2 separate regions of the Homo sapiens genome follow, and region 1 is linked to region 2. Evidence: chromatin loops called from intact Hi-C (ENCODE). Cell type or tissue: ovary. All regions are shown on one strand. Links, peaks and the distances in the headings refer to the core of each region. The heading gives the core; the rest is flanking DNA. Region 1 overlaps BACE2 (beta-secretase 2). Region 2 holds the start of PLAC4 (placenta enriched 4).

What was found. Peaks named below come from ENCODE experiments on the same cell type or tissue, not always from the same donor. Only the 100,000 strongest peaks of a DNase experiment are listed, where the experiment ranks them.
Region 1: a loop joins it to region 2, with 5 times the contacts of the local background. A loop is called at or near these places in 9 of 110 quality-filtered maps.

Annotation. Positions count from the first base shown.
Region 1 is chr21:41,234,180-41,246,197 of GRCh38, forward strand. BACE2 (beta-secretase 2) reads left to right here. Exons shown (of 9, transcript NM_012105.5): 3 at 3,334-3,550; 4 at 7,640-7,768; 5 at 9,197-9,331; 6 at 11,783-11,884. Among named protein-coding and RNA genes, the nearest start is that of PLAC4, 55 kb to the left of the region's middle. RefSeq lists a silencer at 5,967-6,111 and an enhancer at 10,146-10,651. In ovary, for the core only: no CTCF peak of the experiment used is centred there; a DNase peak (open chromatin) is centred at 6,202.
Region 2 is chr21:41,178,498-41,190,515 of GRCh38, forward strand. The region is part of intron 1 of BACE2 (beta-secretase 2); the gene reads left to right. PLAC4 (placenta enriched 4) reads right to left here and starts at 6,742. Exons shown (of 1, transcript NR_148920.1): 1 at 1-6,742. RefSeq lists an enhancer at 1,218-2,027. In ovary, for the core only: no CTCF peak of the experiment used is centred there; no DNase peak of the experiment used is centred there.

The sequences.
Region 1 (12,018 bases), core at 1,459-9,458, 55 kb after region 2:
TTCACTGGCTTTCATTTCTCTCTTCCCTTCCCCATGTAAGACATGCCTTTCACCTTCCACCATGATTGTGAGGCCTCCCCAGCCACGTAGAATTGTGAGCCCATTAAACTTCTTTCTCTTTATAAATTACCCAGTCTTAGGTATGCCTTTATCACAGTGTAAAAACAGACTAATACACCAGGAGTTGGCAAACTCTAGCCCATGAGCCAAATCTGACCTGCTGCCTGTTTTAGTAAATAAAGTTCTATCAGAACACAGCCATGCAGCTATGCAAGTTTACTTACACATTGTCTGTGGCTGCTTCCACATTACGTTTGAGAGCTGAGTAGTTATCACAGAGATCCCATGGCCTACAAACCTAAAACGTCTATTATTTGTTTCTTTATGGAAAGAAATTGCCAACCTCTGTTCTAGATCCTATTCTCCAAGCATTTCAAGATAATTAGTCTTTGTATATTTCTGAACTTGAGGAATGAACCCAAATTGTCAAAATGGACTGAATAATTCAGTATTTTTATTGCTATTCAACATAAGCGTGTTCATCTCCTCCCATGTGGCAGGCACATCTGAATTTATATTGGCACTAACACTTGGCATTCCGCCAATCTTCAAATACCCCATTTCAAAGACCTGACTGCATGTTACCTGGGTAATTTCTGGTGGATCCCTTAGTGCTCTAAGGACCCTCTGTGGTCACTTTTCTGTTTTTGTACCTGCCCATTGTCGGGAGATCTGCGCACAGAAAACATTCACTGAATGCCTCTCTTACTTTATGATCACGGTGGAGTGAACCAAGATAGTAGGCAAATATTAAAAGCCAACCATCTTTATATTCTGTACCCCATTATGAAGTTAGAATCAGCTGTTTCCCCCAAATCCGTTTGCCAGACCTTCGTAAAATAACATATTTCTCCTGATTATAAAAATAATGCATGCAAACATGGAGGGACCTAACCACAAGAATAGGAGTCCTCCCACCTCCAATCCTGCCACCCCAGCTGGCCACTGTTAATATTTGAGTGTAATAAATAGTTTTGAAGGAGAGTCTGTCTCATTGACGTATTTTTCTTTTAACTTTTTCTCTGCATCATTTAAAATTTCTTAGAAAAAGAAACATTTTTCCCTTGGCACATAATAGCGCATCATATGGATATGCTGTAATTTACTGAACTGTTTCCTTGTTACTGAGCATTTGGATGGTTTCCAGCTGTTTGCTGTTATACATAAAACATCACGACCATCCTGGCACATGAACCTCTGTCTGCTTCCTGGTGTCTCCTTAGGGTCAGATTCTCAGAAGTGCAGTTACTGAATTAAAGATAGTTAACATTTTTGATGCTTATGAGATATACCAAGAATGAGTTAATGAATAAAAGGCCAGATAGGGTGGCTCATGCCTGTAATCCCAGCATTTTGGGAGGCTAAGGTAGGAGGATTACTTGAGCCCAGGAGTTTGAGACTAGCTCGGGCAATATAATGAGACCCTGTCTCGGCAAAAAAAGAAAGAAAAATATTAGTTGGGCTTGATGGTGTGCACCTGTAGTCCCAGTTACTCAGTAGGCAGAGGTGGGAGGATCTCCTGAGCCCAGGAGTTCAAGCTACTGTGAGCCATGATTGCGCTATGGCACTCCAGCCTGGATGACAGAGCAAGACCTTTTCTTTAAAAGAAATAATAAATGAATGAATGAATGAATGAATGAACAAATGATCATGTCATCTCCAAACTTCTTTACTGACCTTAAGCAAGACTGCACTAGTTCATGTAATCCCACAACAAAGACTTATTAACACGTGTTAATGTTCACAGACTGATTATTAAAACAGAGTGAAATCAAGCCTGCAGGTGAGCAGGATCGCTTTAGTATGATCTACTGGGTGATTTGATATTTAGCTTAGAATTGTGATTATTTTCTTAGGAGGAGCATGGTTTGAGTTCATAGACATTTGCCTAGAGATGTTTCTTAGGTTCCTTCCTATATTCCAGCAGTTTTCAAACTCAAATGGGCATAGGAATGACCTTATAGGGTGGGACTCCCCAGGGCCATGACACCTGCTGTCCTCTCTCCACAGTGCTCTACCCCTAGAGAGCCCCAGGTCTCACTGTCTTCATTCAGGTCTCATGCAAACATGGTTGGATCCAAGAGTTCTCTCCAACCACTGGGTCACTTGAGGTCCCCTTGCCTGCTTTGTTCCCTGGGTGGCTCTCGTCCCGTAACCACCATTCCCGCATTCATTATCTCTCCTCACTGCAGCATAAACTGAGGGGGCAGGACTTTCGTCTGATCTTGTGAATGTCGTTCTGCGTCAGTAGCTCTTACCTCCAGGGCCACGTGAGTGTCAGGCTCTCGGTCATGTCACAGTGATTCATGTTCTGGCATGCCATTAGCGTCACTGCCCATATTTTGGTGAGAGTATAATCACCTTTGGGGCATTGGGGGAGAACCTTGAGAAGGACCTGTGACATGAAGGACCTGGGCTTCAGCAGGTAGGGCTTGGTCATTATTTGTCACATGAGTTGTATGTGTGAACCTGAACTCCAGCTGCTGCGGGCACAGGCTGGTGGAGCCTCCCTCTGGGATGCCGGCACCTACCCGTGTCACACAGCAGCAGCACAGCAGCCCTGCAAAGCCGGAGGGCCAGGCAGGTGCCAGATTGGGTTGTGTCCTTCAAAGGGTCGTGTCCTACGGTGGCCAAACAAAGCACCTGACTTATAGGGTTTAACTTGGGTATAGTGAAAAATTAAACTCCAGCCACATGTTTACACCAGTGCGTCCCTTCCACATGACATGGAAAACACTGTTACCAAAACATTAGCGATTATGTTTTTGGGGGAAGCTGTCACTTTGTTAACATTGATGCTGTTCATGATAAAGAATGGCTTACAGGCTTACAGTAGACTTTCTGTGTTTAGGATAGCTGCCTTGGACACGGCAACCTTATCTTCATGGTTCGGGAACATGGATACATAAGAGAATGCAAGGGGCTTAGCCGGGCGCAGTGGCTCACGCCTGTAATCCTAGCACTTTGGGAGGCCGAGGCAGGCAGATCACAAGGTCAAGAGATCGAGACCATCCTGGCCAACATGGTGAAACCCCGTCTCTACTAAAATTACAAAAATTAGCTGGGCGTGGTGATGTGTGCCTGTATTCCCAGCTACTCAGGAGGCTGAGGCAGGAGAATCGCTTGAACCCGGGAGGCGGAGGTTGCAGTGAGCCAAGATCCCGCCACTGCACTCCAGCCTGGGTGACAGAGCAAGACTCCGTCTCAAAAATAAATAAATAAAAATAAAATAAAATAAAATGAATACAATATGCTTTTCTTTTCTTTCTCCAGGTCTAGCACATACCGCTCCAAGGGCTTTGACGTCACAGTGAAGTACACACAAGGAAGCTGGACGGGCTTCGTTGGGGAAGACCTCGTCACCATCCCCAAAGGCTTCAATACTTCTTTTCTTGTCAACATTGCCACTATTTTTGAATCAGAGAATTTCTTTTTGCCTGGGATTAAATGGAATGGAATACTTGGCCTAGCTTATGCCACACTTGCCAAGGTAAGGCTAATCCATGGATTTAAGGAAATCAAATAACAGGATGAGATTCTGAAAATCAGTCATTAAAGGGCTGACACATGAGTCTTGGGCTGTTCTTGGAGACAGTGAGAACCACGTGGTGGAAACAGACCAGCATTCACACAATTATATTTCCAAGCATTTTTTAAATTGAAGGTAAACAGCATGATTCTTGGAACCTTCCTGTAAGACAGGCAATAGCATTAACTTTTTGTTTTATTTTCGTTTTATAGTTTAAAATGTTAACAGAATTTGAATCATGTAGATTGTGGTGTGTGTTTAGGAGTTTTTACTAAGGTGGGATTAAAAGAAAACACATTTATTAAATTCATACGTTTGCGTGAAGATGGAGCCTGCAGACGGCCCTGGAATGCAGGCAGGGGGTGGTGCCCTCCGCCAGGCTGGGACGTGGCCTGTTTTCCTGGCTCTGCAGGGGACACCTCCGAGGAGACACCCAGCATGGGAATATGGGCAGCCTGAAGGCATGCCCTGGGGAGAGCCAGCCCTTCCCAGTGGTGGTGAGCCCCAGAGGAATTGTGGAACCCTGCTCTTGCCATCACCAGAGCCTCCCCACATGGGGAAAGACAGAATTGGATGTTCACCAAATATTTGTACTTGGGGCCTACCCAAAGGAAATATGTCTGTATGCAGGAGGAGGGAGGCAGGCAGGGGAATTTCCACCTGGAGGCATTGCCAAAGGCAGGCGGGAGTAGACGCTAGGGGTGTGTGCAGGGCTCCTGGAGTCCACATGGGTTTGTATGTTTATTGCGGCATTATTCACAATAGCAAAGACTTGGAACCAACCCAAATGTCCAACAATGATAGACTGGATTAAGAAAATGTGGCACCTATACACCATGGAATACTATGCAGCCATAAAAAATGATGAGTTCATGTCCTTTGTAGGGACATGGATGAAATTGGAAATCATCATTCTCAGTAAACTATCACAAGAACAACAAACCAAACACCGCATATTCTCACTCATAGGTGGGAATTGAACAATGAGATCACATGGACACAGGAAGGGGAATATCACACTCTGGGGACTGTGGTGGGGTGGGGGGAGGGGGGAGGGATAGCCTTGGGAGATATACCTAATGCTAGATGACGAGTTAGTGGGCGCAGCGCACCAGCATGGCACATGTATACATATGTAACTAACCTGCACAATGTGCACATGTACCCTAAAACTTAAAGTATAATTAAAAAAAAAAAAAAAAAAAAAAAAAGAACTGCAGAAGGAGACCAGCTCTCCTGGCCCTGTACCTGGGTACCACGCCCTGGCCTCACCTTGCTCAGCGTTAGGCTTGGAACCAGAGCTATGTGTGGAAGGGAACAGAAGTGATTGCTGGAGCAATAGGCCCCCACTGTCCCATGAGGATAATCTTCCCATCGTGGAAGAACATTTGTTCCAGCTCAAGTTTATGAGCAGATGGGGGTGGGGTGGGGAGGGCAAGAGGAAGTTTACAGCCCTTGGCCCCTCCAAGGAGACAGAATCACAATTACTGAGAGCCTATTAGGCCCTAGGCTGAGAAGATACAAGATAAGATGTGGGTCACTCAGTGCTCAGGACTCCCCTGTGAGGCATACTTTGTAAGGTCATATTCTCCCCATTTTCTTTTTCTTTTTACTTTTTTATTTTTTTGAGAGAGAGTCTCACTCTATTTCCCAGGCTGGAGTGCAGCAGTGTAATCTCAGCTCACTGCAACCTCTAGCTCCCGGGTTCAAGTGATTCTCGCACCTCAGCCTCCCAAGTAGCTGGGACCACAGGCACATGCCACAACGCCTGGCTAAGTTTTGTAGTTTTGGTAGAGATGAGGTTTCACTATGTTGGCCAGGCTGGTCTCAAACTCCTGAGCTCAAGTGATCCATTCACATCAGCCTCTCAAAGTGTTGGGATTGTGGCATGAGCCACCGTGCCTGGCCTTATTCCCCCCATTTTCAAGATGTGGGGATTGAGGATCAGTGAGCTGTTGCCCCTTTGAAATCAGGCATGGAGCTTCTCACTGTCTGCAGAGCCAGGGCTGGCTCATGAACCTTTTGTCCTCTGTATCATAGATAATTGCAGACGCATGAAAACTTCCGTTCCTAAATACATTTTCAAAATGCTTTATCTGTATGTGACTGGAAATGAAAGATGTATATGACTGGTTTTATGCAAATTGTTCCGAAGATGATAGAGTAAACCTAAATTGCCTGGAATTAATAATATGTAAAGATTCTGTGAGAACAGACCCCTTCGGGGTTTGCTCAGACCTCCTGACTCTCCGTGCGACATTTTATCTTTTCATTTATGAAATTCCAAGATTACTGACAATTGGCTTCCCATTTCCAGGGTTTGAGGAGACAGCAGTAGGACTCATAGGAAGCAGAATGTGGCTGGGAACAGGGCCTGCAGGGTGAGCTGGGCAGACTGCCCACAGGGGTCTCTGAGACAGGTGGGCTGAGCGCTCTGCAGTGGTCAGGTTGTGTGGTGGCCCCTGGTCCATTCCAGGGGCTTCCTGTCAAGGCTGTGTCAGGAACACCTACTGGGCTTCTAACACTATAGCTGCCTGGGCCCCACTGCTGCTGAATCAGGTTCTCTCAGGGTTGGTTGTGGGCACCTGGATGCTTTTAATCCCTAGAGGGATCCCGAGGCACAGCCCTAGTGAAGGACTTGACAGAATGATTGCAGCTCCTTCGCTGTGTGCGTGTGCCAGGTACTGCTCCAAGTGCTTTACAGGTATTGGCCCATTTAAGCCCCAGAGCGGCTCCAGGCAGCTGCCCTTATCCCTGTTTCACAGGGAAGGAAGCAAAGGAACAAGTCACTCGGCTGGCAAGTGGCAGAGCCTGTCTCCCATCGTGTTTGCTTTGCTTTACCGCCTCTCAAGAAGGTGGGTAGAACACCAGCTGGGGGCACCCCCAGGCCCACCCTATAATCCCAAGAGGTGATTTTGTCTCACTGGTTGACCCAAACGCCCACAAGTGTTCTGACAGAGATTGCATATGGAAATCGTGCTAGATTCTGCCTCGGAATTCTGCAGAAGCTGAGATGAAACAAGTAGGAGGTCAAACACAAATGGACTACACCAATGGGAAGATCTGTATCTATTCCATGGTGGAGTTCCCCTCTCACTCCCTCTGGAATCACAGTTTTAGTTCTCACGGATAGTAAATAATCATTCCTGTGAATGACCATGGGCACCCAGGGGATGCCTATAGCGTCTGTGCTACTATAGTTAATTACATTTTCATCAAAAACTAACAACTCATGGTCACCAACTCCAGTGTCTCCCAGTTGTCAAAGCCAAAATCTAAACTCAGGTCTATCACTGACTTCCTACATGACCACCGGCACCCCTGGCACACCGGCACCTCACAGCTGTTTACGGACCTTCCCGCTTCCCTTTGAGTCTCTCTGGAGAAATGAGGGCATCCTCTGTATGTCTTGCTGGATGTGAGGGAGACACAGAGCACACGAGGGCTTCTGAAATCTGGCCTTGGGGGAATAAGAAGCCTTTTATGCTTCTGGAGTATAGATTTGTGCCTTTCCTGCTTCTTTCCTGCCAGAGTTCATCTGGCAGAGCTAAGCCTCACCCCAGGCTCTGGGGTCCGGGGGATACTGTCCTCCCAGGTCAGCCACCTCTCATTTGCATGGTGGACAGCTGCGGCTGACAGGCAAACAAAGATGTCTGCGGCCATGGCAGCTCCTAGAGAAACTCTTCTCTCCTTACTCTCAAATGCCTAAGATTAGGATCCACCACCTGCCACGGTAACCTACTTCCACGGCTTCTCACACCCCCTCACAAGGCAGTCATGATGATAGATGTGACTGCGTCGAATGGCTTCCAGAAATATGATCTTATTTGTACAACAGAGCCGTGCCCAAAGGAAGAATGCCAACCAGTGGGAAGCTCTGCTGGGGCTTTCTGAATTCCTAGACCCAATCACAAGCTGGTGTACTGTTGAACCATGAAAAAATTGAGTATAAACACCAGGAATGTCTGTGGCGCGTGGCGTCTACACTGGGTGACCCATGTCTACACTGTGAGTCCTAAGCGGGTGCCCCTCTCTGTCGCCCTCCCGCAGCCATCAAGTTCTCTGGAGACCTTCTTCGACTCCCTGGTGACACAAGCAAACATCCCCAACGTTTTCTCCATGCAGATGTGTGGAGCCGGCTTGCCCGTTGCTGGATCTGGGACCAACGGAGGTAGTCTTGTGGGTATCTTTTAGTCTTAAAGGGGCGAAAAATCACAGATGGATGGGCTGTTTTTTTCTGTTTTATTAAACACCTGAGCAGAAATATTAGGCATGTAGGTGTGCGTAGGTACTGTAAAACTTTCATCCTCCTTGTAGTAGATCTTTTTAGAAATGGCTAAAATTAGGCAATCCTTTATGTCATCCTGCCATCTGGAAGGATGATTCTCATCGCTTCTCCGAATTCCATTAAAACTTTTCTTTACCGCCCTTGGAAGGGCACTGCTTTCTGTGGGTGGGGGAGGGACAAGTGAGGAGCGGTGGGGGGCGTGGTGAGTGGACCTGACTGTGGGTAGGGGGCCAAAGGAGAGTTCATAAATTTGGCAGGGAAACAGGGGCCCTTGTAGATCCTTTCTCTCTCTCTCTCTCTCAACACACACAGGCACACACGCACCACAGCACAAGTGTTTGCTGCTGAAACAGAATCAAGGCCGTCAGCACTACGGAGGTGCTGGAGCCTGAGCTTCCCTCCAGGGGCCGGCACCCAGACGTCAAAAGTAGTAGGGGACAGGAAGAATGCACTAGAAGGGGGTGCTGCCAGTCCCTTTGCTGTCTGACTATGAGAGGCAGGATCTGCACCCCGGTCCTCAGCTACTTTCATTTGCTACCATTTCCAGGCAGAGGACAGCATAGGATTTATGAGGAAATGTTTTATGATTTTGCACAATGAAGCTTTGATCAGGGAAGTGCTTGATCTTCTGTTCTCTGACCTCCAAGGAACTAAATAATTGTCAGTCAGTGTGGTTAACTGTTTTATTGCATTTCTTTGAAGGAAAAATCTCAATATTGTAAAGCTAAACTTGTATGTACTTTCTTTGGATAAGAGAAACCTCCAAAGCATCTTGATTAGATGAGGGCCTAATACCATCTGACCTTTGCAGACGTGGACCCATAAAATTCCTTGTTTTATTTTATTTTATTTTATTTCATTTATTATTATTTTTTTTAGATGGAGTCTCGCTCTGTCGCCCAGGCTGGAGTGCAGTGACGCGATCTCAGCTCACTGCAGCCTCCGCCTCCCTGTTCAAGCGATTCTCCTGCCTCAGCCTCCTGAGAAGCTGGGACTACAGGTGCGCGCCACCTTGCCCGGCTAATTTTTGTATTTTTAGTAGAGATGGGGTTTCACCATGCTAGCCAGGCCGTTCTCGAACTCCTGACTTCATGATCCGCCCACCTCAGCCTCCCAAAGTGCTGGGATTACAAGCGTGAGCCACCGCGCCTGGCTCCTTGTTTATTTTTTAAGCATTGATATTTGTTTCATGACATTGTCACGAAGTAGAAGCCCTGATTGCAGTGAAGTTTCTCTTTACAAGTGCATGCTTCTCTGTGTAACCTGTTGATATGTCTGTGTATTTTTTCTCTTATACCTGTAAATATTTCCTGTCCCAGGTCTTGGGTGGAATTGAACCAAGTTTGTATAAAGGAGACATCTGGTATACCCCTATTAAGGAAGAGTGGTACTACCAGATAGAAATTCTGAAATTGGAAATTGGAGGCCAAAGCCTTAATCTGGACTGCAGAGAGGTATTTATGCTATGGTCTCTGTTGTGTCTTTCTGTGTATGTCTGGGTCCCTTAAATATGCCAGCTGGAACCCGTAGATGCCAATAGAAGGTACATTACCTCGTAAGATAAAGGCTCATTACATGAAAAGATGCAGGGCCTTGCTGTACAGTAAGTTGAAATCAATTAATTGTCCTCCCTCCCCACCCCAAATATTGCATCCTCCCAACCACTTATCTTCATAGGGCAAAATTACCATTAAATGGTGAGTGAAGAGGACTATCTGAGCTACACCTTTCACCATTCATTCATCTTGGATTGATGGTCCCTAAGCTCAGTTTAAGAGGTTGAAATAAACAGATTTTTAATCAGTGTAGGACAGAGAAGGACGAAAATTAAGCAAAATGAAACCGAAAAGATCATCAGCTTTTATCCTCCATTCACAGCTAGCCTGGCCCCCAGAGTACCCAATTCTCCCTAAAAAACGGTCATGCTGTATAGATGTGTGTGGCTTGGTAGTGCTAAAGTGGCCACATACAGAGCTCTGACACCAAACCTCAGGACCATGTTCATGCCTTCTCACTGAGTTCTGGCTTGTTCGTGACACATTATGACATTATGATTATGATGACTTGTGAGAGCCTCAGTCTTCTATAGCACTTTTAGAATGCTTTATAAAAACCATGGGGATGTCATTATATTCTAACCTGTTAGCACTTCTGTTCGTATTACCCATCACATCCCAACATCAATTCTCATATATGCAGGTACCTCTTGTCACGCGCGTCCATGTAAGGAGACCACAAAACAGGCTTTGTTTGAGCAACAAGGTTTTTATTTCACCTGGGTGCAGGTGGGCTGAGTCTGAAAAGAGAGTCAGTGAAGGGAGACAGGGGTGGGTCCACTTTATAAGATTTGGGTAGGTAGTGGAAAATTACAATCAAAGGGGGTTGTTCTCTGGCTGGCCAGGGTGGGGGTCACAAGGTGCTCAGTGGGAGAGCCTTTGAGCCAGGATGAGCCAGAAGGAATTTCACAAGGTAATGTCATCAGTTAAGGCAGGGACTGGCCATTTTCACTTCTTTTGTGGTGGAATGTCATCAGTTAAGGCAGGAACCGGCCATTTTCACTTCTTTTGTGATTCTTCACTTGCTTCAGGCCATCTGGACGTATAGGTGCAGGTCACAGTCACAGGGGATAAGATGGCAATGGCATAGCTTGGGCTCAGAGGCCTGACACCTCTGAGAAACTAAAGATTATAAAAATGATGGTCGCTTCTATTGCAAATCTGTGTTTATTGTCAAGAGGCACTTATTTGTCAATTAAGAACCCAGTGGTAGAATCGAATGTCCGAATGTAAAACAAAATACAAAACCTCTGTGTGTGTGTGTGTGTGAGTGTGTGTGTATGTGTGTGTGTGTGTATTAGAGAGGAAAAGCCTGTATTTGGAGGTGTGATTCTTAGATTCTAGGTTCTTTCCTGCCCACCCCATATGCACCCACCCCACAAAAGAACAAACAACAAATCCCAGGACATCTTAGCGCAACATTTCAGTTTGCATATTTTACATATTTACTTTTCTTACATATTAAAAAACTGAAAATTTTATGAACACGCTAAGTTAGATTTTAAATTAAGTTTGTTTTTACACTGAAAATAATTTAATATTTGTGAAGAATACTAATACATTGGTATATTTCATTTTCTTAAAATTCTGAACCCCTCTTCCCTTATTTCCTTTTGACCCGATTGGTGTATTGGTCATGTGACTCATGGATTTGCCTTAAGGCAGGAGGATCAGGTCACCCAGGACTCATTCCATCCCTGGGTAGACTTGCCTATGCAGCTGTGCCCGTAGTGGTTGGGGTGGCTCATCTGGTGTTGGCCACTGGTGTCCATTCTCCTCCCTCTGCCACATGAAGAACATTGCAGGTGAGGACAGGGCTGGCAGCGCCTGTGTGTGTCTCAGTCTATGATGCACTGTGGCCCTGGTTCTGTTCCCAGTGCAAATATGGGATGTCTGTTGAAAAATTGTCCATCCTTCTCTTCGTTAGTGAGGTCATAGAGAATTGATTTGTGTACAGTTTGTACAAATGGCTTTTAATATATTTCAGCCTCAAAAGACAAATAGGTCTTCCCTCTGCCCTGGGGCAGGAGTGCAGGTCCTCAATGAAGGAACTTGGGCACCTCTGAGTAAGGAAAGAGCTGTGCCTTGGGAGGGCTATTGATTTGCTAATTTGGGCCGTGTCCCCTCCCTTTCCTGGGTCCATTTCCTTGTCTCTGAAGTGAGCGTGTTGGGTTGGAAGACCCCTGGTTCCCCAGTTCTGAGAACATGAATGAACTACACAGTCCATGATGACTGGTGTGGCTGCCTGGATTTGTGTGTAACAGACAGATGGTGATGGCGGCTAGAGCCACGTGGGGCGGGGAGCGCCACTGTCACTCACGCACCTTTCCCTTTCTCTCCCGGTTCAAGTATAACGCAGACAAGGCCATCGTGGACAGTGGCACCACGCTGCTGCGCCTGCCCCAGAAGGTGTTTGATGCGGTGGTGGAAGCTGTGGCCCGCGCATCTCTGGTGAGTCCTCGGGACACTCACGGGTCCCCGAGTTGCTGAGTTACAGTCACCTGCTGAGGAGCAGCACTGCGTGTTCTGAGCATCTCTGAACTATTGCGCCATGTATTTCCAATTTTCATATTGTGTATTTGTAT
Region 2 (12,018 bases), core at 2,497-10,496:
GGCCGAGGTGGGAGGATTGCTTGAGGTTAGGAGTTCAAGATCAGCCTAGGCAACATAGCAAGTCCCTATCTATATAATTTTTTTTTTAAATTAGCCAAGCTTGGTGGTGCATGCCTGTAGTCCCAGCTACTCAGGAGGCTGAGGCAGGAGGATCACTTGAGCTCAGGAGTTCAAGGCTGCAATGAATTACGATTGTGCCACTGCACTCCAGCATGTGCAACAGAGCAAGACCTTGCCTCAAAACATATTAAGCACCTACTGCATGTCAGGGCCTTGGTCTAAGCCCTGGTATGCAACAGTCAACTAGACAGAGAGAGTCTTGGCTTTTACAGAACCTCCCCTTATAAGGAAGACAGATTGTCAAGGAAGTAAACAGACTTTTAGAGGAGTGCTGTGAGACAGTGCCATGTGGGAAGGGGTATTGGTGAAAGAATCCTGCTTTATAAGGGCGGTTATGGAAGACCTCTCTGAGGAGGTGCAATTTGAGATGAGATTGGCTTGAGGAGGACTGAGCCTTCAGAAGTTAGGGAAAGCGTGTCCCAGGCTGCAGCCAGGGAGGTGAAGACTTGAGGGTGTCAGGGTGAGGAGTGAGGGTGTCAGGGTGACTGAGGGTGCCAGGGTGAGGAGTGAGGGTGTCAGGGTGAGGAGTGAGGGTGTCCAGGGTGAGGAGTGAGGGTGTCAGGGTGAGGAGTGAGGGTGTCCAGGTTGAGTGAGGGTGTCCAGGATGAGGAGTGAGGGTGTCCAGGGTGAGGAGTGAGGGAGTCCAGGGTGAGGAGTGAGGGAGTCCAGGGTGAGGATTGAGGGTGTCAGGGTGAGTGAGAGTGTCCAGGGTGAGGAGTGAGGGTATCCAGGGTGAGTGAGGGTGTCCAGGGTGAGGAGTGAGGGTATCCAGGGTGAGTGAGGGTGTCCAGGGTGAGTGAGGGTGTCAGGGTGAGTGAACGTGTCCAGGGTGAGTGAGGGTGTCCAGGGTGCAGAGTGAGGTGTCCAGGGTGAGGAGTGACGGTGTCTGGGGTGAGTGAGGGTGTCCAGGGTGAGGAGTGAGGGTGTCAGGGTGAGTGAGGGTGTCCAGGGTGAGTGCACATGTGTGGTGAGGAGGTGTTTGCAGTGCTTCAGGCGCAGCAACTCTTTCATCTAGTTTAAAATTGTGCTCTGAGGTTAGATTTTAGTAGAACAAAGGCCTTACAAAGAATGTGAAAACATTGTGCTTCCCTGCTTACAGGCAATTAAAAAGGAGAATCAAGCTGAGGGTGCCTGGTGTGGGGTGGGGTGGAGAAGACCACAGAGACTATTGTGTGTTTTATTCAACAGTGTCCTGGGCTGCTTTCTCCAGAAATGTCCCTGACACATGGATGTAAGTGTGGCTAGTTTACTGGGAGATGATCCCAGTGATGCAGGACAGGCGAGCCCTAAGATTGAAGCATAGCCCGGGAGGGTTCTTAGCTTTGCCCAGGAAGGAACTCAAGGGCAAGCCAGTGGTGTTAGCAACTTTTATTGAAGCGGCCGGCTGTGCACAGCAGCAGCAGAGGCGCTGCTCCTTGCAAAGCAGGGCTGCCCTACAGGCTGTGCGCCCACAGTAGCAGCTCAGAGGCAGTTCTGCAGTGGTATTTGTATCCACTTTTAATTATATGCAAATGAAGGGGCAGTTTATGCAGACATTTCCAGGGTGAGGGTGGTAACTTCTGGGTGCTGCCAGAGCCATGGTGAACTGACTTGACACAGGTCGGTGTGTCCTATGGAAACTAGCATCTGCCCTGGACCTATTTTAGCTAGTGCTCAGTTTGGTCTGAGTGCCTGAGCCCCACTTCCAGAGTTGAGTCCCACCTCCTACCTCATTCCCCCTTCAGAGATTAGATACTCCTCCTTAATCTTAAGGGGGCTGCAGAAGGGCGGAGATCTGTTTTCCGTAACTACTTCCTGCTGAGTTTATGGACGTAGGCCCTGCCTGGCACTGGAGGAGTAAAAATCTCTGGATACCTGATCTAAGGAGCCCAGAGGCAGGACGATTTCATTCTCCGTGTCAGTGGACAGGATGGGCTGGAAGCCTTGTGCCAGCATTGTCTCTGGAACTGTGGTAATCTAGAATACACAAACTTTACTAAGAGGTTAAAGAAGCAAGGACCAAACATTTGTAACAAGACAGTTGTCAAAGGTCCTAGAAGAGGTGAAAAACAGGTGAGACTTGGGAAGGCACTTTTGATGGTTGACCAGATATAGTTGGGGGCAGTGCCCTGGTTATATCTATGTAACTAGGTAGCTTGCTCATAGATCTTTTGAATGTTAACCTCAACCTGTCCAGAGTTAATATATGTGCAGCAGGTTTTATTAATAACTGCACAAGACCCCACCTTGTTCAGCTAGTAAATAATCCAATGCTAGTCTGTTATCAACAACTACATTTTCCAGAGTCTGGGGAACTCTTGAATTCTCTTTAATGCCTGATCTCCGTTGGTGGCTAAGGATTCTAGGATTTGAGCCAAGTTCTTTAGCGTTAACTCATGGTAGGCAAAGCCACCCCAGGGTGCTGCTAGTCCTATTGCCACCCTGATTCCTGCCAGAATTAGTTTTATTGCTTACTTATTTCTGATATTCTTGGGTCCTAGGCGTTATAGATTGTGACCCCTGGAGGGGTAAGAGTGGCCAACGTTCATTCATGTCAGTTCCAAGTTTTTTAGATACAAGGGAAAGCTATTCCTTAAAGAAGAGGTGACTCCTTAGGGAGTTGGAGTGGTTACAGGGTGTGACTTCTTCCCATTCATAGTCACAAACAAAAATGAACCCAACTAGGGCACCAAGAGAAGCCCTGCGGGGTGCGATGTTTATACTTCATTGCCAGGTTGGGTCTATAGAGATATTTTCCACCTGTTCTCATGGTGGTGGTTGAACAATCTTTGTTTTCTAGAAGAAGGTAGTACTGTCACCTTCCCAGATCAGGCAGTTGTTTTTCCTTTGTATGTTCCCATCCGGGAGAAGGTACCATATATGGTCTTTTCACTCACAAATGGAATCTCATTTACCTCCCCGTGGTCTTGGAAACTTGGCAACTAGAGTTGGACCAGAGCATCGCAGGGAAGCTTCCACTTTTGTGTCATTAATGCAAGAGTGGATGCAAATGTTAGAGTTATGAGTGCACTGGAGATATAGATGCCCAACTTCCCAGATTCCGATAATAGTGGTCAGGGCAGGGGGACAGCAGGGTCCAGGGGGGATCCACTAAGTGGGGAAGAGTTCCACTTCACAATAGGGGTTTGGGTATTTTGGGGTGCTATGGTTAGTTAGGAGGTCTGGGGACATGGTCCTGAGATTTTCCAGATAGGTCGGAAGATGAAACTGTCTATCCTGGGGGTGTTGATGACAAATCTGGCAGCCATAAAGATGATTCTATGATGCTATAATTTTTGAAATATTTACTGTAGAATTTTGTCCACCCTCCCTGTCCACATACACACTAGCTTAGGTTAATTAGAAGAGCAAACAGAATTAACAGTGGCATCATGGTATCTGGTTGGGTCTTAGAGTAGCTTCTATACCCAACAAGCCCACAGGAGATGTTTCCCAGGAGGAGGTGGCTGGTTAAAGCCATAGAAAGGAAGTACTACAGTCAGGAAGAAGAGCAAGATCAATGCTCCTATTCCCATCTACAGCATTACATTACCTCTTCTGGCTGAGTGTTGATTATTTTAAATAGGTAGCAGAGGTCTTCCAAAGCTTTACTGATATTGGTTGTGGTTGTAGTGCCCTTCCTTTGTGCCTGTGACTCATAAGAAACAGGTTTAGTCCTGGATCTGTGTGCCCAAGTAGGTGTTCCCTGAAGTTTAACAGCAGTGGGGGTACTTAACAATACCTGATAAGGCCCCTTCCATTTCATTGTAATTGATTCTTGGGGTATCCCTGTCTTTACCCTGTCTTTAAGGTTTTAGCAAGACTAAGTCTCCTGGTTGAACCGGGGAGCTATTTTTTCCTTTGTGGGGAAGGACAGTATTTTATTTTTATATTGGAGGGCCTTTTGAACCTGTCCTAAATTCTAAAGGGGAGGGGGGAAGGTTCATATAGGTAATTACTACAAGCCAAGACCACAGCAGCTCAACACATAAAATCCATAGACAAATCAGTTTTACAACCCCATTTCCTGGCTTCTAGTTCTTGGCTTCCATACTGCTCAAAAGGAGTTCAAGGGCCAATGAGTGCCCGCCCACCTCCACACTCATGCACTGTGCAGATGACTTACACAGACCATCTACAACATAGCTGAATTTCCTGACATGTTCTATACTACCTCTTTCTTAAAGTTATTTTACTCTAGGATAGGGAATTTACTATACAGGATTCCTCCACATATAAAATTACTCTTTCTTTATATCCTTCCTTGCAAAACAAACAAAAAATACATTTTCTATTCATAATATTCTTTACATCTCTCTTTTCTACTCACTGGTTCACTCATGTTTTGAACCTCCCATTTAGTAACTTCCGGATTAGACAAAAAATTTTTTCTCAATAAAGAATACATTTCTTTAGCACATTTTATGGAAACCTAGGAAGGAAGAAGTCATGAACTTCACACTAGACATTGTCATTCTATAACTGAGAACCATTCTACCATTTTATGATTTTAAACCACACATTAAGCATATCCCATTTACGTGTATTTAATTATTTCACTTTTAACTTTATCTAGATCACCGAGAACCAAGGTACCATGCAAAGCTGGTCACCATTTAAAGCCATTTTAACCATTTTAAAGCCTATGAACATCAGTGACTTACCTAGGTAAAAATCCTAAAGTTAAATTTTAGAAGATACAAGATTCTCTTCAAACTAATAAGCTTTCAGTAGTCTTATTTGTTGAATGTATGAGTGTTCTTTTATCTATAAGCCAGTTTGACAGCACGCTAGATGTAACACACATCACAATACATGTACATATACCCAAAAACATATTAAATAAAATGACCTATACAAGACAACTGGATTCAAGTTATTTACAGAACTGGGACCCATCTACCTGGCCAAATTTTGTTTGCCCCGATAGGTATGGAAAACAGGAAAAGGCAGGACAGGGAATCCCATAGCATCAACTAAAAAGGGGAGGAAGCAAACTGCATTGCTCAAAAGGAGATTCTGGAGTCCCCACGCCACTGGAGAGCACACTCAGTGGTGGAAATACCAAAGAAAAATGTTCAGGCGGCTGCTTATCTGCCACTGTGGAAAGCTGTCCTCTGGGACAGTAAACTTACTTGAGCTAAGCAGCTCACTGGGGCTAGTAGGAGAAGGTTAGCTCTAGTATTGATGGAAGCTTTTTGTTGTTATTGTTCTCTCTCACCAGAGCAGTTAGGACATTTGCATTGCCAGGGGCCCTTTTGCGTATAGTAGGCGCAGTGATTCTGGCCCAGGGGTCAGCAAGTCAGGCATCAAGTCTTGTCTAGGCATCCCAGATGCTAATTTTGTAACATTTTCTCAAGATGAGTAATCCTGAGGGGCAAGGAGGCTTAAAGTCACTGTTAACAATTGTACTTTTTGGCTATTTCTTTTTACTCCCCTCTTTTGCCCTGTCCCTGTTGTTGTAAACTTTAAAGGCTATGTTTAAGCGTCGTTTCATAGGACTTGAAGGTCCCATTGCTGCTTTTTGTAGATTCCTCCTAATGTCAGGAGAAGATTGAATGAGAAAATGTATACCCAGGAGAGCTTGCCCTTCTGGGGTGTCTGGGCCTGCATTAGTATATTTCCTGAGTGCTTCAACTAAAAGACCCTGAAACAGAGCGGGATTTTCATCTTTTCCCCGAGTTACTTCTTTAACCTTGTCATAATTGACTGGCTTAACCACACACTTTTTCCTCTACTTTTTTTTCCCCACAGCACAGCAAGCGGATGACAATATTTGTAAATCGTGGCAATTTGAAGAACATAGTCAACGTAACAAACTCTTGTATAAGCTTTTCTGGTTTATCTGAAAACTGGCCAATTCTTTCCTTTTATAAGGTCTAATTAGACATGGAAAGTGGCATATGTACTCTTTGAGTGTTCCCTCATTTCCATCAACTACTTTCCACAGTGGACACAGGCTTGACCTTAGGGGCTGATATGGAGCCCCACTCCTGGTGTACTGGTTGGGCTCATTTTCTTGGGCAGCAGAGGGTATAGGCTAGGGCTAGTTGGATAAGGGGGAAAGGTGCCTGATGATATTGGGGTGGAATCTCATTAGGGAATTGGCGAGAACCCCCACTCAGGACTGGGGGACTGAAGAGACTCTGGGGAGGCTTATGAACTTTCTATGGGGAGCAGCTAGGTGGGGATCCCTTATGCATGGCATTCTAATGCCTGGAAGTAACGTGATCCAGTATAGAGCCATAAAAGCCTGTACATAAGGGATCTCTTCCCATTTTCCTTCTCTTTTACAAAATAAGCCTAATCGTAAAATATCACTATAGTATATAGAACCATGTTTAGGCCAGATATATTCGTCATCTAACTTGTATTTAACCCAAATGGTGTTGCAATACAAAATGAGTTTCTTTTTCTTTAAGCCAAATTTGAATTTGCTCCAATAGCTTAAAAGACACCCTAGCGGCGAGTCCCTTGGGATACTCCTTGTTGTCCCCATGCCTATATTAAGGATCTCTCTACAGAGGGTTTTATTAGCCCAAGTTTAGCAAAAGCCTAGTTACTCTTCCCTCTTAAATTCCCGTGTTCTTTAAAGGTGTAAATATAGATAGCAAGGTGTTATAAAAATGGATTATGAGCTACGAATGGGCAGTCGAATGTGGAGCCTAAATTCCATAGAGATCTAGAGTTGGGTGGAGAGGGGGCTAAACAAATGGAGGAAGGGAAAGGGGTAAACAGCGTTGCCCAAGGGGAGACCTCAGAGGCTCTGACTTGCTGAAGAACCTACCCAGTAGTGGAGATACTGAAAAAAATATTGGGCTGGCCACTTGTCTACCACTGTAGGTGGCTGACTGCCAGGCCAGGAGCCTGGGAGCTCCCAATTCCTTTGACCAAGAGCAGCTTAGGCAAGGGAGTTATAAGACAGTACACAGGAAGGAGCTTGCAATTGGCTATTAGGAAAATAATACTCCTAACTTCAGGGTGGAAAAAGACAAGACCAATATTCGCCTAGCGAAAGGGGTATAACCCACAATCCTAGAGGAAATGTCAGTGCTAAAAACCCCAGAGCATCTGGAGGGTGGCCTATAATACCGATGCTGAGAACCCAAAATGCCTGCGTTTCAGCCAACAAGGATGCCCTCGCCAAAGCAGCTGTGCACAGCAGTGCCAAAAACCCTGGGGTACCCAGTGGGCGGCCAACCCCGTGAACCCAAGACCAGGTTACAGAACATAGAACAACGTGACAACGTGACTCTGGTATCCCAGAGTCAACACAACAGGGGACCTCTCACAACCAAGTGTCCTGCCTTAAACAATTGCCCAAATACAATTAACAGAAAGTCGAAAGCAAACATAAGACTCCAAACAAGACATACATGTTAGGACTGAAAATGAAACCAAAGTGGAGCAATAAAATGGAGTCAGAGGAGAAAGAACCAGGTGAAGGGGTGGCAAGAATGTGCTTCAAGGCACCTAAACCGTGGGGAACTGACCGCTTAGCCAAAGGCTTTTATTTCCTAGCTTACCTGATATTACTGGGGGAGGGTGCAAAGGGGACTCTCACCCATCCACAGAAGACAAAATGGCACCAGCCAGTCTTCCACGTGGGACCCGGGTGCAGGTCTCTCTAGGTTCCCCAGCTTGGGGGTGCTCAGCTTCTGTGTCGGGGGCTGGCTCGTTAGAGCAGTGGGTCCCACACGAGGCAGCTGTACTATGGACACTTGGCTGTCCACTCAGTTTCACCACCTGCCAGGGAAAGATGATGGCTGTGAAAAGAGGCACTGGTTAGGGTTAGAGCTCGGTAGTGTTAGCAGCTCTTTATTGGTACTTCCTCAGTGTTACAGATCTTACATCCTCAATCACAGACTGCTTCACCGTCTCTTGCTGTCTTGCCAACTGCTGTCTCTTGTCTCTCACCAATTGCTGCCTCTCTGTCTCTGCTGTCTTGCCTCTCTGCCAATTGCCACCATCTCCGCTGTCCTTGTCCCTTTGCTGGTTGCCAGATGATGCAGGACAGGCAAGCCCCAAGACTGGGGCTTAGCCTGGGAGAGTTCTTGGATTTGCCCAAAGATTCAAGGGTGAGCTGGTGGTGTTAGGCAGCAGCTTTCATGGAAGCAGCTGTGCACAGCAGCGCCAGAGATGCCGCTCCTTGCAGATCAGGGCTGCTCCATAGGCTGTGTGCCCTGAGTAGCAGCTCAGAGGCAGTTCTGCAGTCATATTTATACCTACCTTTAACTATATGCAAATTAATGGGCGGTGTATGCAGATACTTCTAGGATGAGGGTGGTAACCTTAGGGCCATTGGGTCATTGCCATGGAAAGGGGTGGTAACTTCTGGGTGTTGCCATGGAAACGGTAAACCGACATGGCATGCTGGTGGGTGTGTCCTATGGAAAACTGCATCTGCCCTGACCTGTTTTAGCTAGTGCTCAGTTTGGTCCTATGTCCAAGCCTTGCCTCTGGAATCAAGTCCCGCCTCCTGCCTCACCAGGAGTCGCAGGTAAGAGTGTGTGTCATGGAGGAGGTTATAAATGTGGGCCACTGAGACCCACTCCCCACTGGGGAACTCTGAGAGGTGACATCAGATAGATTCAGCTGTGCTGACTAGGGGGCAAGGCAGCTGGGCCTTATCACTCCCTCCTGCCAACCGTGGGTGGAGGGCAGCTCACAGGGGGTTCACTCTTCAGCGTTTCTGGCTCAATAGCTGGCCAAAGAAGCCATCTGCAGAGAGTCACAGGTGCTTGCATTAGAGGCTGTAGAGTCAAGTGCCCAGGAAGGGTGTGGCTGGCAGTTTGCTGTGGCTACTGTGTGCCTAGAACAACCACTGTGTGCTAGAACCATGGCTGGCACAAGTTAGGATGATATTTGAGGAATGAAAGATCGAATATGTTCTACCACTGCACGTATTTGAGAGCATTATTTTGGCCCAGGAATCACAAAACAGAGTTTTAAAACTGTTCTTTAAAATCCTAACCTGCTAGCAGGCTCTAGACTCTAACTCATGAAAGCCTCTGTGAGTTTGGAGTGTGCCTGTCATTGCTGTGTAGTTCCTTGAACTTTTATTGGAAGGTGAAGATGTGATGTGTAGATACTGAGCAAGAGAAAATGGTTGGGGGGCAAAGGGTGATCGTGTTTGAGGTTATAAACAACCACAAAACCGCCTTTGAGAGTTGAGTGCTCTGAACGTTAAGAGCTTGCAAACCCTTTAGAATGGCTGGGCTTTGTATGGTTGACTGGCAGCACAACAAAGTTGCAAGCAAGTGTTAAATTCCTGACCCACTACCACTTCCATGTAATCCATCAGGAAGTTTACCAAAGTATAGCTCCCACAGCTTTTGTATATATAAGAATTTACTACGTAGTAGTTCCTTTATATTCTGTATAACGTCAGTTCTTAAGTACACACACATTTTAAAAGTACGTAATATTGTTATCATCCTTCCATTAGTCAATATACGTACATTTTGGTTTAACCCTGTAGTCCAGGGGCAACTTCTATGATCCCTCCTTCTTGCTTTTTGCACCCAAATAGGAGAGAAGGCAGTGTCATTCAGAATGGTCGGGCTGCAGGCACCTGTGGGCCGTGTTTATAGAGAGTGGAATCACTCTGTGCCCAGCAGAACCCACGTCTTCCCCTCCATGTCAGAGCTGGTGCTTCACTTGGGGCCTGCTCATCTCTGTATCCATGGACATATGCCTCATTGCCTGGGTTTATGAATCATGAGGCTAAGTAGAGAATTGAAAACAACTCCCAATATTTGTGTTCAGGCCTAGGGAGAGGCAGGGTGTTCCATGGTTGGCAGGCCTATGCAAACCACCCCAGAGTCCAAGGAAGCTGAGAGGCCGAAGAAGAGGCTGCCAAATCCAGTTTCTCAGAAAGAAATATTTAATAGGGACTTATGAATGGAAGTCATGCCTGTGTCTAGAGTGGTGGCAAGACGAGATGGTGGATTCCTACCCATCACCCCCCCAGACCCAGGGCTTACATACCATAGGGAAGGAATGTCTAGGGCAGTCGAAAAGGCAAGAATCCTATGTGAATCTGCCTAAGGGCAGGATTGCCTGAGCTAAGGGCAGGATTTACCAATAAGTACTTTCTCTTACATAAGGAACAATAGATAAGAGAAACCTTAGAAGCCTTCCAGGAACTGGGGTCAATCAGAAGTCAACATGGTGGTGGGAATCCAAGGATGGAGTTGCTTTAGCCTCTCCACAGGGTCCTGCTCAACTTCAACCTTAAGCCTCATGTTCCAAGCCAGTGTCAACAGGATTCTTCCTGGGGCCACTGGGTTTTAGCACAGCCAATGGCACATTGGTTACCGTGGTTCCTTAGCCCTGTAATTGCATCAGAGGCCTGCCCAGAAGACTGATTGGAGGCCAGCAGTCTCGCTCCTGTGGCCAGGCAGCATCTTCTTGTGTCCCTCGAGAGTTTTGAAGGTATTTTCACATTATCTTCCCGATGCTGTTGATAAGTCTGATGCAATTGTAATTCCTGATTCACTGTATATGAACTGTTTTCTTTCCCTCCAGAAACATGTGAAGTATTCTTGACCTGGTATTTGGAAATTTCTTGTTGATGTGTCTTAGTCTGGATCTTTAAAAAAAAAAAAAATGCTGGGCACTTGGTGAATCTTTTCAGTCTAGAAACTCATAACGTTCATGTCTGAGAAATTGTCTAGTAATTGCCTGTTCTCTCTTCTTGGACCTCCCATTATTCAGAAGTTGCACCTTCTAGTCTGGTCTCTCTGCTTCCCTTGTCTGTCTTTTTGGTTCTTCTCTCCATTTTCATTTCTGCCACCCACATTTTAGTTTTCAGGATCACTTTCTTTTTCTCTGAATGCTTCTGTTTTTGTTTGTTTTTCACCTTATTCCTGTTTCAAAGTTGCACATCTTCTTATATTTCTCTGAGAAAATTATGATTTTGCTTAACACTTGATTTCTGCTTCCTGCTTTTTATCTGTCTCCTCCAAGTTCCTTGTTTCAGTGTGTTTGTCATGGTCTTTGTGTCTCATGCTAGAGGCTTTCCTCACTATCTCATGATTATTGGCTGTCTGTTCATATTTAAAAGAGAAGCATTCAAATTTGATTGGAAGTTAAGGACTGTATGGAGACAAGGTATAGAAAATATTTTCATTGTTTTATTAGTCAGGGTTCTGTAGGGGAACAGAATAGGAGATAGATATAGATAATAGAGATAGAGACATAGACATATAGATAAAGGGGAGTTTATTAAGTATTAACTTACACAATCACAAGATCCCACAGTAGGCTGTCTGCAAGTTTGAGGGGCAAGGAGAGCCAGTCTGAGTCTCAAAACTGAAGAATTTGGAGTCCAGTGTTCAAGGGCAGGAAGCGTCCAGTACGGGAGAAAGATGTAGGCTGGGAAGCTAGGCCAGTCTCTCCTTTTCACATTTTTCTTCTGCTTTATATTCACTGGCAGCTGATTAGATGGTGCCCTCCAGATTAAGGGTGGGTCTGCCTTCCCCAGCCCACTGCCTCAAACGTTAATCTCTTTTGACAACACCCTCACAGACACACCCAGGATCAATACTTTGTATCCTTCAATCCAATCAAGTTGACACTCAGTATGAACCATCACAAGTCCACCCCTCGTCAACTTGAACCCATACACATCTGAGATCATACATAATCTTCAAATAAAGACAATAATAAGGTCATAATTATGCCTAACATATTACAACTATTCTTTGTACAACCTGAAACACACCAGTCTCCAACCCAAATACTATTACATAAAGTTAACAATACTTAAATGCTGATTTGAAGTCAGTAAATCTTATGTCACATGCTAAAGGAAAAAGGAAATAAAATCAAGATATTTTCTTAGTACAAGTATAAACATGCACAAACATGTTTTTAACAAAACAAGGAAAAAATACTCATGACAATTACAGTCCT